2 separate regions of the Homo sapiens genome follow, and region 2 is linked to region 1. Evidence: chromatin contacts called from ENCODE Hi-C or POLR2A ChIA-PET data. All regions are on one chromosome and are shown on one strand. The core of a region is the stretch at or near the end of the contact, and the rest is flanking DNA. Distances in the headings are between cores, read along the strand shown. Region 1 overlaps AKNA (AT-hook transcription factor). Region 2 has its middle 5.2 kb from the start of TEX53.

Region 1 (5,684 bases), core at 2,196-4,695:
CTAGGTGGGGCCTGAGGCTGAGAGAGGGGTCTGGGGAGGGAAACATGTCAGAGGGCTGGGCCTCCCCTGGGATTTGGGTCACCTCAGGAGAGGGGTGCTGATAGGAAAGGCCCCCACAGGGGAGTCTGAGCAGATGGCTGAGGGGATTATTAAAATCCAGCTTTGTTCTCATCTGGGGAGGCTGGGCCTGAAAGAGGGGGAGGCGGCGGGGACCATGCCACACTTGGAGTTGATTTTTCGGCTACAGCCGGGACCTATACAGCTTAAGCAAGAGAGCCTGCTTGCCTGGGGGCCAGGGAGCCCCTTCCACCAGGCCCACCCTAAACTGCTCATTCCTGACCTTGGTGCAGTGGGGGCAGTTAAGATAACCCCCCAACATCATGATGAGCAAATCCCACTAAGGGGTGTTGCTTTTCCACGGGCCTGTCTCCATGGTGGCTGTGCAGATAATGATGGTGATGACGATAACGGTGATGGTGATAATGGTGATGGTTACGATGATGACGGTGATGGTTATGATGATGACGGTAATGGTAAAAATGGTGATGATGGTGGTGGTAATAGTGATGGTGTTGGTGATAATGGTGATAGTGATGGTGATGGTAATGATGGTGAATGATGGTGATGGTAATAGTGATTGTTATGGTGCTGACGGTGATGATGGTGGTGGTAATGACAGTGGTGGTGATGATGCTGATGGTGATGATGCTGATGGTGATGCTGATGGTGATGCTAATGATGGTAGTGGTGATGACGGTGGTGGTGAAGATAATGGTGATGAATGTCAGGGTGGTGGCCACTATTTATTGAGCACTTATTTTGTGCGCAGAGAGGTTATTAAACCAACTAGGACTCAGAGGTGTGCTGTGGTAGAGCCTAGACAGGAACCTGGGCTCTAGCTGCAGAGCCCACATGCTAAGCCAGAGTTGGCAAACTTTCTCTGTAAAGGGCCAGATTGTGACAATGTTTGGCTTTGTGGAGCATATAGTCTCTGTCACAACTACTCAACTCTGCCACCAGAGTGTGAAAGCAGCCATAGACAACACATAAACAAACAGGCATGGCTGTGTTCAATAAAACCTTCTTTACAAAAACAGAACATAGTTCTCTCAACTCTGCTTTAAGCTGTTGAACAGCCTGTGGTTTCCCTCTGCTTTCCAGCTTCAAGAGGCCTTCCTTGGTCACCTGCCTGACTCCAGACTGCTCCCTCACCAACTGGGCTGGCTGCCATGTTAAATCCATCCTCAAATGATAGAGATCCGCTACCAATGGCAGATTAGTTTGTTTACTTGCTGGTTCACTCATTCATTCGAATAGCTATTAGTTGCTATTATTATCAGTATAATAATTATTAGAAATGCTTATATTTGTTAAGAAATAATTATATGTTATATGGTATATTAATTATGATATAATTATAACACACATTATTAATAAAAAATTACTGTTAATAGGAGAACCATAGGTGTTGGGGTCAGATAGAGCAGTGTTGTGATCCTCATCCAAGGACTTATCAGCTGGGGATTTTGAGTAACTGACTTAATAACCTCTCTGTGTCTCAGTTTTTTCTTCTATATAATGGGCTGTTGGGGTCCCCACCCTGTCTTCCTTTCAGGACTGCCATTAAGAGTAAATGAAAAGGCATGCAGTTCTTCACCTGTGTTTGGCCTAGCCAAGGGCTGCACTGAAAGATGGTATTTATTACTACAGGGCATGTGTGTTGAGCTCCTGAATGAAGATGAGGCGTTTCAGGTGGGTTTGCCCCTACCCTGACTTGGCTGTGCTGTGCCTCCCTGCTTCCACAGGTGAACCTGTTCTCTGACCCACCCCAGCCCAACCACAGCATCCACACGGGAATGGTGCCCCAGGGGACCAAGGTCTTGTCCTTCACCATCCCACAGCCCCGCTCTGCAGAGTGGTGGCCGGGCCCGGCCGAGGACCCCCAGGCCTCTGCGGCCTCAGGTGAGTCCGGGAGAAGAGCTGCAGCTGGAGGCTCCTTCTGCCTGGGATTCTGCTCTGTGGGACTGACTTGGTTCACCCTGGGGATGGCGCTGGCCTCAGGCCAGGGGAAGGAGGGAGGCAAGGCCCCACCCTGGGCACTTTGACTCAAAAGGGTCAGAGATGTGGAAAGTGTCCTGCTTTGATCCACAGCAGCCTGGGGGCAGCCCTGGCCCTGCCACTTGGCATCTTGGTGACCCTGGGTGAGTTGAAAACATAGAGCATTGTCCCTGGGGAGCCCATATCTCAGCCAGGCCCTGTGCTAAGCCTTGACACATGTGACCTCACTTAATCCCCACAATAACCCGCTGAGGTGTGCACTGTTGTCACACCCATGACAGCCAAGGGGACCAATTGGAGAGGTGAGGACACGCTGAAGTTCATACAGCTATGGAGGGGAAGTGTCTGGATTGGAACTCACGTCTCCCTGTGTGAGAGCCCACGCTGTTGACTGGGAACCCAGAGGCCTAGCGTAGCTCTGCTCCAGCCAACCATGTGGCCTGGGGCAGATCTGGACCTTGTTCTCCCTTGTAAATGGGGGACAATGTTCTACCCAGCCCACTTCCTGGGGCTGATGTGAAGATCGCACATGGTGACTGAGCTATAACTTGATGATGGAGGTGGTGGCTTTGACGTTCAGCCTCAGTCCTTCAGCTCCTGGAAGGACTGTTCTTGGCCCCAGCTTTCAGCAGTTGTGTATTCCAGGGTGGCCATCAGCTCGAGGAGACTTGAGCCCCTCCTCGCTTACCAGCATGCCCACCCTGGGGTGGCTTCCGGAGAACCGGGACATCTCTGAGGACCAGTCCTCAGCAGAGCAGACCCAGGCACTGGCTTCTCAGGCCAGCCAGTTCCTGGCCAAGGTGAGTGGACTCCCAGCTTTGCCCCCGAGAGACTTAACTCACCTGGAGAACACAGAACCTCTGCCTGCTTGGGTGAGAGGCACTCTGGGAGTCTCACTTGTCATTCCCCTGCCTCTGCACCGAGTTAACTCAGCCATCCCCAAAACATGAGCCCCTCCCTGGTTTTAGAGGCCACACAGCTCCAGCCTCCTCCTTGTCACCAGTGCTAGGTCTCACCCCCCTTTTTGGCAATGCATCTCATCCAAATCCCTCCACTTGTGCTTGGAAGTGTCTCTAGGCTGGCTCCCGGGAAACTCTGAGCTCTTTCAGGATTCTGGAAGGGTAACAGAATCTCCACTCTACCTTTTCCTCTTCAGGATAAGTTGCCTCACTTTCTTAGTTCATTTTATTAAATAAATCAATTCCTAGTTACTTCTCAAGGGTCTTCGTATCTTCATGAAACAGTCCAAGTAACCGTGAATTGTTTGCAGGTCTGTTTATAACTGTACATTGGCTTTATTCCAGAAGTGGTTTAAAGCACCTTATGAAAATACATACGTTTTAGCCACATTCTGAAAACAGAAGTGAGAAAACTGGGGCAGAGAGGAAGTAAGGGTAGAAAAAAATAAAATACGTGGAGTGAGTAAATAAAATGTTCTGTTGGACCCTAAGCACATTAGAGTCACACATTTAGCTTTGAGCTTCCTAGTTGCCAATGCCAAAAGAGAAATGCAATAGTTACATGCACTACCATGCCCATAAAACAAATTCTTTCAGAAGCACCACCATTTTATTCTTCCCTTCCCTTCCCTCCTCTCCTCTCCTCTCCCTTCCCCTCTCCTCTTCTCTTCTCTCCTCCCCTCCCCTCCTCTCCTCTTCCCTCCCCTCCCATCTCTCCTTCTTTCCCTTGCTTTACTGAAATATAATTCACATACCATGCGGTTGACTCATTTAAAGTGTTTGCTTGCTTCAGCGGTTTTTAGTATATTTGCAGTTCTGCCACTATCACCACAGTCAGTTTTAGAACATTTTCATCACGCACTAAGAAACCTCATCTGTATTAGGCAGTCACTCCCCATCCCCTCTTTCCCCAGCCTCCGTCGGCTGCTCTTCTGCTTCCTGTCTTTATAGGCTTGCCTATTGTGGATGTCTCATAGCAATAGATTCACGCAATATTTGTCCTGTGTCTGACATCTGTCACTTACCATGATGTTTTCAAAGTTAATCCTTGTTGGAGTAGCACATACAAGTACTTCATTTCTTTTCTTCTTTTTTTTTTTTTTTGAGACAGAGTCTCACTCTGTTGCCCAGGCTGGAGTGCAGTGGTGCAGTCTTGGCTCACTGCAACCTCCGCTTCCCGGGTTCAAGCAATTCTCCTGCCTCAAGCCTCCCTAGAAGCTGAGATTACAGGCACGCGCCACCATGCCTGGCTAATTTTTGTATTTTTAGTAGAGATGGGGTTTCACCATGTTGGCCAGGCTGGTCTTGAGCTCCTGACCTCAGGTGATATGCCTGCCTCGGCCTCCCAAAGTGCTGGGATTACAGGCTTCGTTTCCTTTTGCCACCACCATTCTTGGTTCCGTAGCCGGAGACACATTTCTTCTTCGTCCTATATGTTGTCCACAAAATAAAGCAATGTCAAATCATCACACTGAGCAGGAGCTGGGGCCTTAGCTGACCCCTCATGTCTAGTGCTGCACGGTCCAATTCAGAAGCTGCTGGCCACATGTGACTGTTGAGTACTTGACATGGGCTGCTCTGAATTGAGACGTGCTGTGGGTATGAAACACATGCCAGATTTCAGAGACTTAGAAATATAAAGTGTCTCCCTATTTTTTTAGTATTGATTACATGTTGAAATGATATTTGGGGCTAAATAAAATATAAAAATTAATTTTACCTGTTTCTTTTTACATTCTCAATGTGGCTATGAGAAAATTATAGATGGTGTAGCTCACATTATAGTTCTATTTTATATATTATAAAATTATGTAATATGATTATATAATATACATTTCTATATTTCACACTGATCTAGAGCTTTCTTAAAACCGAACCTTACATCATCCCTTGCCTTTTTTTGTAATTAAACTTTTTTGAGCAGGTAATAGATGCCCATGATAAGGACCTTTGCACAGTACAGAGGGCATATTGAGCAAAAACTAAATCTTTCCTCCAACCCATGCAAAAATGTTCAATGCACACACTTGCATTTATAGAAATGGCTGCATAAGCTACTGTACCTTGACTTTTTGAAGTCTTAAATTTGAATATTTATTTTTGGGTAGGCAACGAATTCACATTGTTCAGATTTCAAAGGATGCAAAGGACATGTAGTAGAAAAATCTACTTCTCATTCCTGTCTTCCAGCCACCCAGTTCTCCTTCCCAGAAGCAATTCATATTTTAGTTTCTTGAATTCCTCTAGAGATAGTATATCGTATATAAGCAATGTATTTATCGTTTTCCTTTTTACTCTCCACATATTCTATACAGATGGTAGCATACCGTAAACATTGCCCTGTACCTTGATTTGACACTGAAAAATAGGTCTTGGAGGCATTAATAGCTCAGAACATACACGTGTGCCTTCCTCTTGTTGATGGCTGAATACTATTCCACCGACAGGCATTTAGGCAATTTCTTGTCCCCTCCCTACTGTTCATGCTGCAGTAAATATCCTGACTCATTAGTCTTGATGCACATGAGTGACTTGCTTTGTTGTCAGTAAATTCCTGCAGGTTTCACTTCAATTTTTCTCAAGGCTACCATGCCTGGGGCTGGTGGTAGAAGCTGTTCCCAGCACCCACGTCTCCATGCTTGGCAGAAACCCCACATCCTGAGGACG
Region 2 (5,684 bases), core at 1,192-3,691, 290 kb before region 1:
TTTAAGCAACAAAGTGACACAGCCTGATTTCCAACTTTTGTACTATGAACAGTGCCTTAGTCTGTTCAGACTACTAAAATAAGATACCATAACCGGGTGACTTACAAACAACAGAAGTTTATTTCTCACAGTTTTGGAGGCTGGGAAGTCCAAGATCAAAACTCCAGCAGCATCAGTGTCTGGTGAGGGCCTGTTCCTCATAGAGGGCGCTTCTTGCTGTGTTCTCACATAGCAGAAGGGGCAAGGGGTCTCTCTCAGGCTCTTTCATAAGGGCACTAATCTCAATCGTGAGGGCTCTGCTCTCATGACCTAATCCTCCTAAACCTCCCAAAGACCACAATTCTTATACCATCACCTTGGGAGTTAAGATTTCAACACATGAATTTGGGGGAACATTAACATTCAGACCATAACAAACAAGGCGAGTTGGAAGACAACACTTTTTTTGTTTGTTTGTCTGTTTGTCTGAGACGGAGTCTTGCTCTGTCACCCAGCCTGGAGGGCAGTGGCATGATCTTGGCTGGCTGCAACCTCCACCTCCCAGGTTCAAGGATTCTCCTGCCTCAGCCTCCCAAGTAGCTACAGGAAAGTGCCACCACACCCAGCTAATTTTTTTTTTTAATTTTTTTTTTGAGACGGAGTTTCTCTTTCGTTGCCCAGGCTGGAGTGCAATGGCACACTTTCGGCTCACAGCAACCTCTGCCTCCCGGGTTCAAGCGATTCTCCTGCCTCAGCCTCCTGAGTAGCTGGGATTACAGGCACCCTCCACCATGCCTGGCTAATTTTGTATTTTTAGTAGAGACAGGGTTTCTCCATGTTGATCAGGCTGGTCTCCAACTCCTGACCTCAGGTGATCCGCCCGCCTCAGCCTCCCAAAACGCTGGGATTACAGGCGTGAGCTACCGCGCCCGGCCTAATTTTTGTATTTTTAGTAGAGACGGGGTTTTGCCATTTTGTTCAGGCTGGTCTTAAACTCCTGACCTCAGGTGATCCGCCCATCTCAACCTCCCAAAGTCCTGGGATTACAGGCGTGAGCCACTACACCCGGCCAGAAGACAATTTATTAATTAGCACTCCTTATGCCTTCCCCACCTCAGAAAAGAGAAGAATAAAGGAATATGATGTCTATGCCATGGCAATGTGGAGTAAAATTCATACCTTCAATGAAAAGCCCATCCTGGCTATAATGTGAAGGATGGATTTTGTTTTGTTTTGTTTTGTTTTTTGAGACGGAGTCTCGCTCTGTCATCCAGGCTGGAGTGCAGTGGTGCGATCTCAGCTCACTGCAACCTCCACCTCTCGGGTTCAAGCGATTCTCCTGCCTCAGCCTCCCAAGTAGCTAGGACTACAGGCGCATGCCACCACGATTTGAGTGTAATAGTAATCACAATAGACAGCCTGGTTCCTTGCTTACTCTGTGCCAGATCCTCTTCCAAGTGCTTCATAAATATCAACCCAATCAGCACAATAACCCAACAAGGTTAGAACTGTTACTACCTGATTTTACAGATTAGGGAAGTGAGACACAGGTTAAATAAATCTTTTAAGGTTTACACTAACTCACATTAAGTGCCAGAGCTAAGACTTTAACTCAAGAAACCCAACTGCAGAGTCCACACTCTTAACAACTTGGTTATGCGGCCCCTCGATAATGGTAGAATGACATTCAGTTATTACTCTGGACCCCAAATTTACTGTTCATCGCCTGCTCTTCAAAAATGGAGCTGGCCCTTTAAATATTTTTCTTTTGGTAGTTGGTGCAATGCTAGGCTCTGTCAGGAGGGGGAGCTAGAGACATTGGAGGAGGAAGAGGCCTTCCTTTCTGGTTGTGCTGGGCTCATCTTAACAGCACAGAGCTCACAGCTTCTCCAACATCACCCTCCCGCAGTGCAGGCAACTTTTCCAGAACAGGAATCCTGCAGAGGATGGTGGTCAGTAGCACTTGGCAACTAGCAGCTTCTCCTAGTGCCCCCACAAATAGGTGTGCCTCTAATCAGACACTGTTCCATGACAGCTTTCCCTGGCACCCAAGGGCAGACTTCTAGAACATTCTCCCAGACTTCTCTGCCATTGTGAGGCACAGCCATGCCCTTCCCAGCAACATCTGGATCTCAGCTGGGGATAGAGCCTGGGGGTGTTCTTTCTTAGTTCTAGGGGTGCTGGCTGCTCCTTATGTCCATTATTCCTATATTCTTTAAAGCTCTCCTGACTTCTTACCACTCCTTCATTACTCCAATCCCCTGTTCTAGTTAGTACTTATATTAATCTTCTCATATTCAAATTGTTATGTGGTTTCTGTCTCCCAAGTGGATCATGACTAATGCAGAAATCAAATTAAGAGGCTGGGCTTATGTCTGTGGCCCCAGAAATACAGGAGGCAGAGGCAGGAGTATCACTTGAGGCCAGGAGTTTGAGATCAGCCTGGGCAACACAGCAAGACCCGATCTCTACCAAAACAAAACAAAACAAATTAAGCGACTGCCTAGGCAATCAGGACAGACAGTGATACAGGCCTAAAGTAGGGCAGCAGCAGTCAGGATGAATAAGAGGACCTTGAGTCATATTTCTCAGGCAAAGCTGGCCAATTCTAACTCAGAACCATACAGGAAAGAAGATTCTAGGGAATGAGGTCCTTGTGGTATTGAGGCCAAGTTGACAACAACAGCAGATCACTTAATTTTGGGCTATTCCAAGCTGGAGGGGCCTATGGGACATCCAGATGACCATATTAAGAAGGTTGGCAATATTTAGCAGGAAAAGGTAAAAGAACTATAGCTGGAAGGAAGCAGAGAGGCCTACAACATGTGTGTGGAGTTGTCAGCTCACTGCATCGTGGCACCTCTTCCCCATGGGATGAGACCCCACTGGCATCTGTTGGGTGAAGATACAGTTCACTTTCCCGGACCTCATGTCCAGAGTCCTCTTCCACTGCCCATTCTCATACTGTATCCCCTGGACCCACCCTCTTACCCAGATTCCCCTTGTCCTATGCATTCCTCACCTCCTCTCATGCGAAGGTCCCACTTTCCTTCCCCAGCAAACCCCATATTCCTTATTTCTTGGACTGCTTTCTGCAACAACTGTAGCAGGTGCTTTACACAAAAAAGATGCTCCTTAAATGTCACTTCCTGCTTTGATAATTTAGAAACTCCTTCACAGAAGGGATGCAAAGAAGCCTCCATCCTGTGACTTTTTTAAAGGGCTCTCAGCCACAGGGTGACATCTTTCTTTGAAGGATTTTCAAATAGTAACAATAAAAATAATCATGGAAACCACAGCTGGATTTACTTCTGATCATGGTAAACTAGCTTGTATCAGACCAACCCTCCTGCTGACAGCAGTTTAAAAGCAATTGTTCTTTTTTCTTAAATGTGTTTGAATGCATCAGAGAGATATCAACATAGTCAGGACACGAGGGGCCAAGATGCTGAAGAGAAAAGTAGAGAGAGGAGATGAGCACCGAAGCCTTCTTATCCCCTTGAGGCACCTGCCGAGTCCTAAGCAGAGTCCAAGTAGCTGAAAAGTTGAGTAGAGCTTTCAGAAGTCTCACAGCGGCCAGGCGTGGGGGCTCACGCCTGTAATCCCAGCACTTTGGGAGGCCGAGACAGGTGGATCACAAGGTCAGGAGATCAAGACCATCCTGGCTAACACAGTGAAACCCCGTCTCTACTAAAAATACAAAAAATTAGCCGCGTGTGGTGGTGGGCGCCTGTAGTCCCAGCTACTGGGGAGGCTGAGGCAGGAGAATGGCGTGGACCTGGGAGGCGGAGCTTGCAGTGAGCCAAGATCATGCCACTGCACTCCAGCCTGGGAGACAGAGCGAGTCTCTGTCTCAAAAAAAAAAAAAAAAAAAAAAAATGTCTCACAGCTTGGGGTAACAAAAATTGGAGGTTTAGGACTCACCATGAAAGAGGAGTCCTGGTTTTATAAACACACACACACACGTTTTCAGCTAAAACCCCTGTAGGGCTACAACCTGAGAGTAAGGTTTAATCACACCTAGACTAGCTCTCACAAAGCCCAGGGTCAAGTTTATCTCAAGCCTACTTTTCCCAGAAGCAAAAGTAAATCCTGCCTGAGGGAAGATCCAGAGCCTTGTATATCTCTTCAATTTTTCAAAATTTTCATTTTTCAAAATGTCTAGCATTTAATGAAAAATTACCATGAATATCAAAAAATAAGACCAACTGACTGAAAAGCAAAAGGAAAAAAAAAAGAACCAGATATTAGAGTTTGCAGACATAAACTTTAAAAGCAGTACAATTAAATATTGAGGAGAATAGATGACAAGATTGGTAATTTCATTTGAGAACTGGAAACTATTTCTAAAAAAACAAAATTATAGAACTGAACATTATGATGGATGAAATTAAAAACTCAGGCTGGGCATGGTGGCTCACAGCTGTAATCCCAGTGCTTCAGGAGGCAGAGGCAGGAGGATTACTTGAGGCCAGAAGTTCAAGACCAGCCTGGGCAACACAGCAAAACCCCGTCTCTACAAAACATTTAAAAATTGGCCAGGCATGGTGGCACCTGCCTATAGTCCTAGCTACTTGGGAGTCTTAGGTCCCAGGAGTTTAAGGTTGCAGTGAGCTGTGATTGTGCTACTGCACTCCAGCCTGGGCAACAGAGCAAGACCCTGCCTCTTAAAAAAAAAAAAAAAGATAAAAAAATTAGAAACTGGATTGATTTTTAAATGAAACATAGGGTTAACAAAAAAACTCCATTGATAGAATTAAACACAAATGAGGGCAAGATTAATGGAGAAGACGAGTCAGTAGAAAATATCCAGGCTGAATCACAAAGAACCAAAAGAATGGAAAAATACCAAGAAGGGTCTTAGAGATATAGTGAAAAGGTCTAACACTTATCATTAGAGTCCTGAACAAGATGAGAGAGAAGAGGGTGAATGCTGTGATGAAAGATATCATGTCACAGTTTCAAGATGTGCTATGAACAAGCACAAGCAGGAAAAATACTTTAAAAGCTACAGCTAGGCACATCAGAATATAACTGCTAAAACTCAATGCAAAGAGAAAATGTTGAGAGCAGCAATGGGGCTGACAGATGACTTCTCAACAGAAGCAACAGAAACCAATGACATCTTCAAAAGGTTGAAAGAAAATAACTGCACTAACCTAGAATTCCTTACTTACCAAAAATATCTTTCAAAAATAAAAACAAAATACAGACTTCTCAGCAAACAAAAATTGAATTTGTCACCATAAGATCTGTACTGAAAGGAAAATACTAAAGGTATTTCTAAATATACTATACTAAATATGATACTATATTGAAGAAAAATTCTAAAGTTAGTTCCAGAAGCAGGATCCAAAATAGATGTATGGAAATACAGAAAGGAACAAAGGGCAATAAAATTGAAGTAACAAAGAGCAATAAAAAGTAACATGTGAATAAATCTAAATGAATATTGACTATAGAAAGCATTAATAAGAATGTCTGTTGTGGCTTAAAATACATAGAAAATTGAAATCCATGACAAGACTACCGTAACAGGTAGAAAGGTGAAAGAATTGTATAGTTGTTGGAGCCAGGCACGGTGGCTCTCACCTGTAATCCCAGCACTTTGGGAGGCTGAGGCAGGTGGATCACTTAAGGTCAGGAGATCGAGACGAGCCTGGACAACATAGTGAAACTCTGTCTCTACTAAAAATACAAAAATC

The links. Hi-C counts contacts between places; a loop is a spot of excess contacts on that map. ChIA-PET counts read pairs that join two places held with the same protein, here RNA polymerase II (POLR2A). Pooled maps may share reads with other maps.
Region 2: a pooled map shows a loop between it and region 1 (2.2-fold over the local background). The contact joins two enhancer-like sites. A Hi-C loop is called at or near these places in 6 of 50 pooled maps. POLR2A ChIA-PET finds 5 or more read pairs at or near these places in 3 of 52 experiments (CD4-positive, alpha-beta T cell, activated T-cell and activated naive CD4-positive, alpha-beta T cell).

The regions. Positions count from the first base shown.
Region 1 is chr9:114,364,717-114,370,400 of GRCh38, reverse strand. It overlaps AKNA (AT-hook transcription factor), which reads left to right. Exons shown (of 22, transcript NM_001317950.2): 5 at 1,806-1,962; 6 at 2,704-2,858. Among named protein-coding and RNA genes, the nearest start is that of AKNA, 20 kb to the left of the region's middle. RefSeq lists enhancers at 623-1,327, 2,550-2,849, 2,321-3,269, 3,377-3,466, 3,487-3,546. Within about 2 kb of position 3,445, at least 12 of the 41 ENCODE cell types and tissues checked have a DNase peak (open chromatin) inside an H3K27ac peak, as active enhancers do.
Region 2 is chr9:114,649,808-114,655,491 of GRCh38, reverse strand. No RefSeq gene overlaps it. Among named protein-coding and RNA genes, the nearest start is that of TEX53, 5.2 kb to the left of the region's middle. RefSeq lists enhancers at 1,679-1,758, 1,769-1,818, 1,646-2,152. Within about 2 kb of position 2,441, at least 3 of the 41 ENCODE cell types and tissues checked have a DNase peak (open chromatin) inside an H3K27ac peak, as active enhancers do.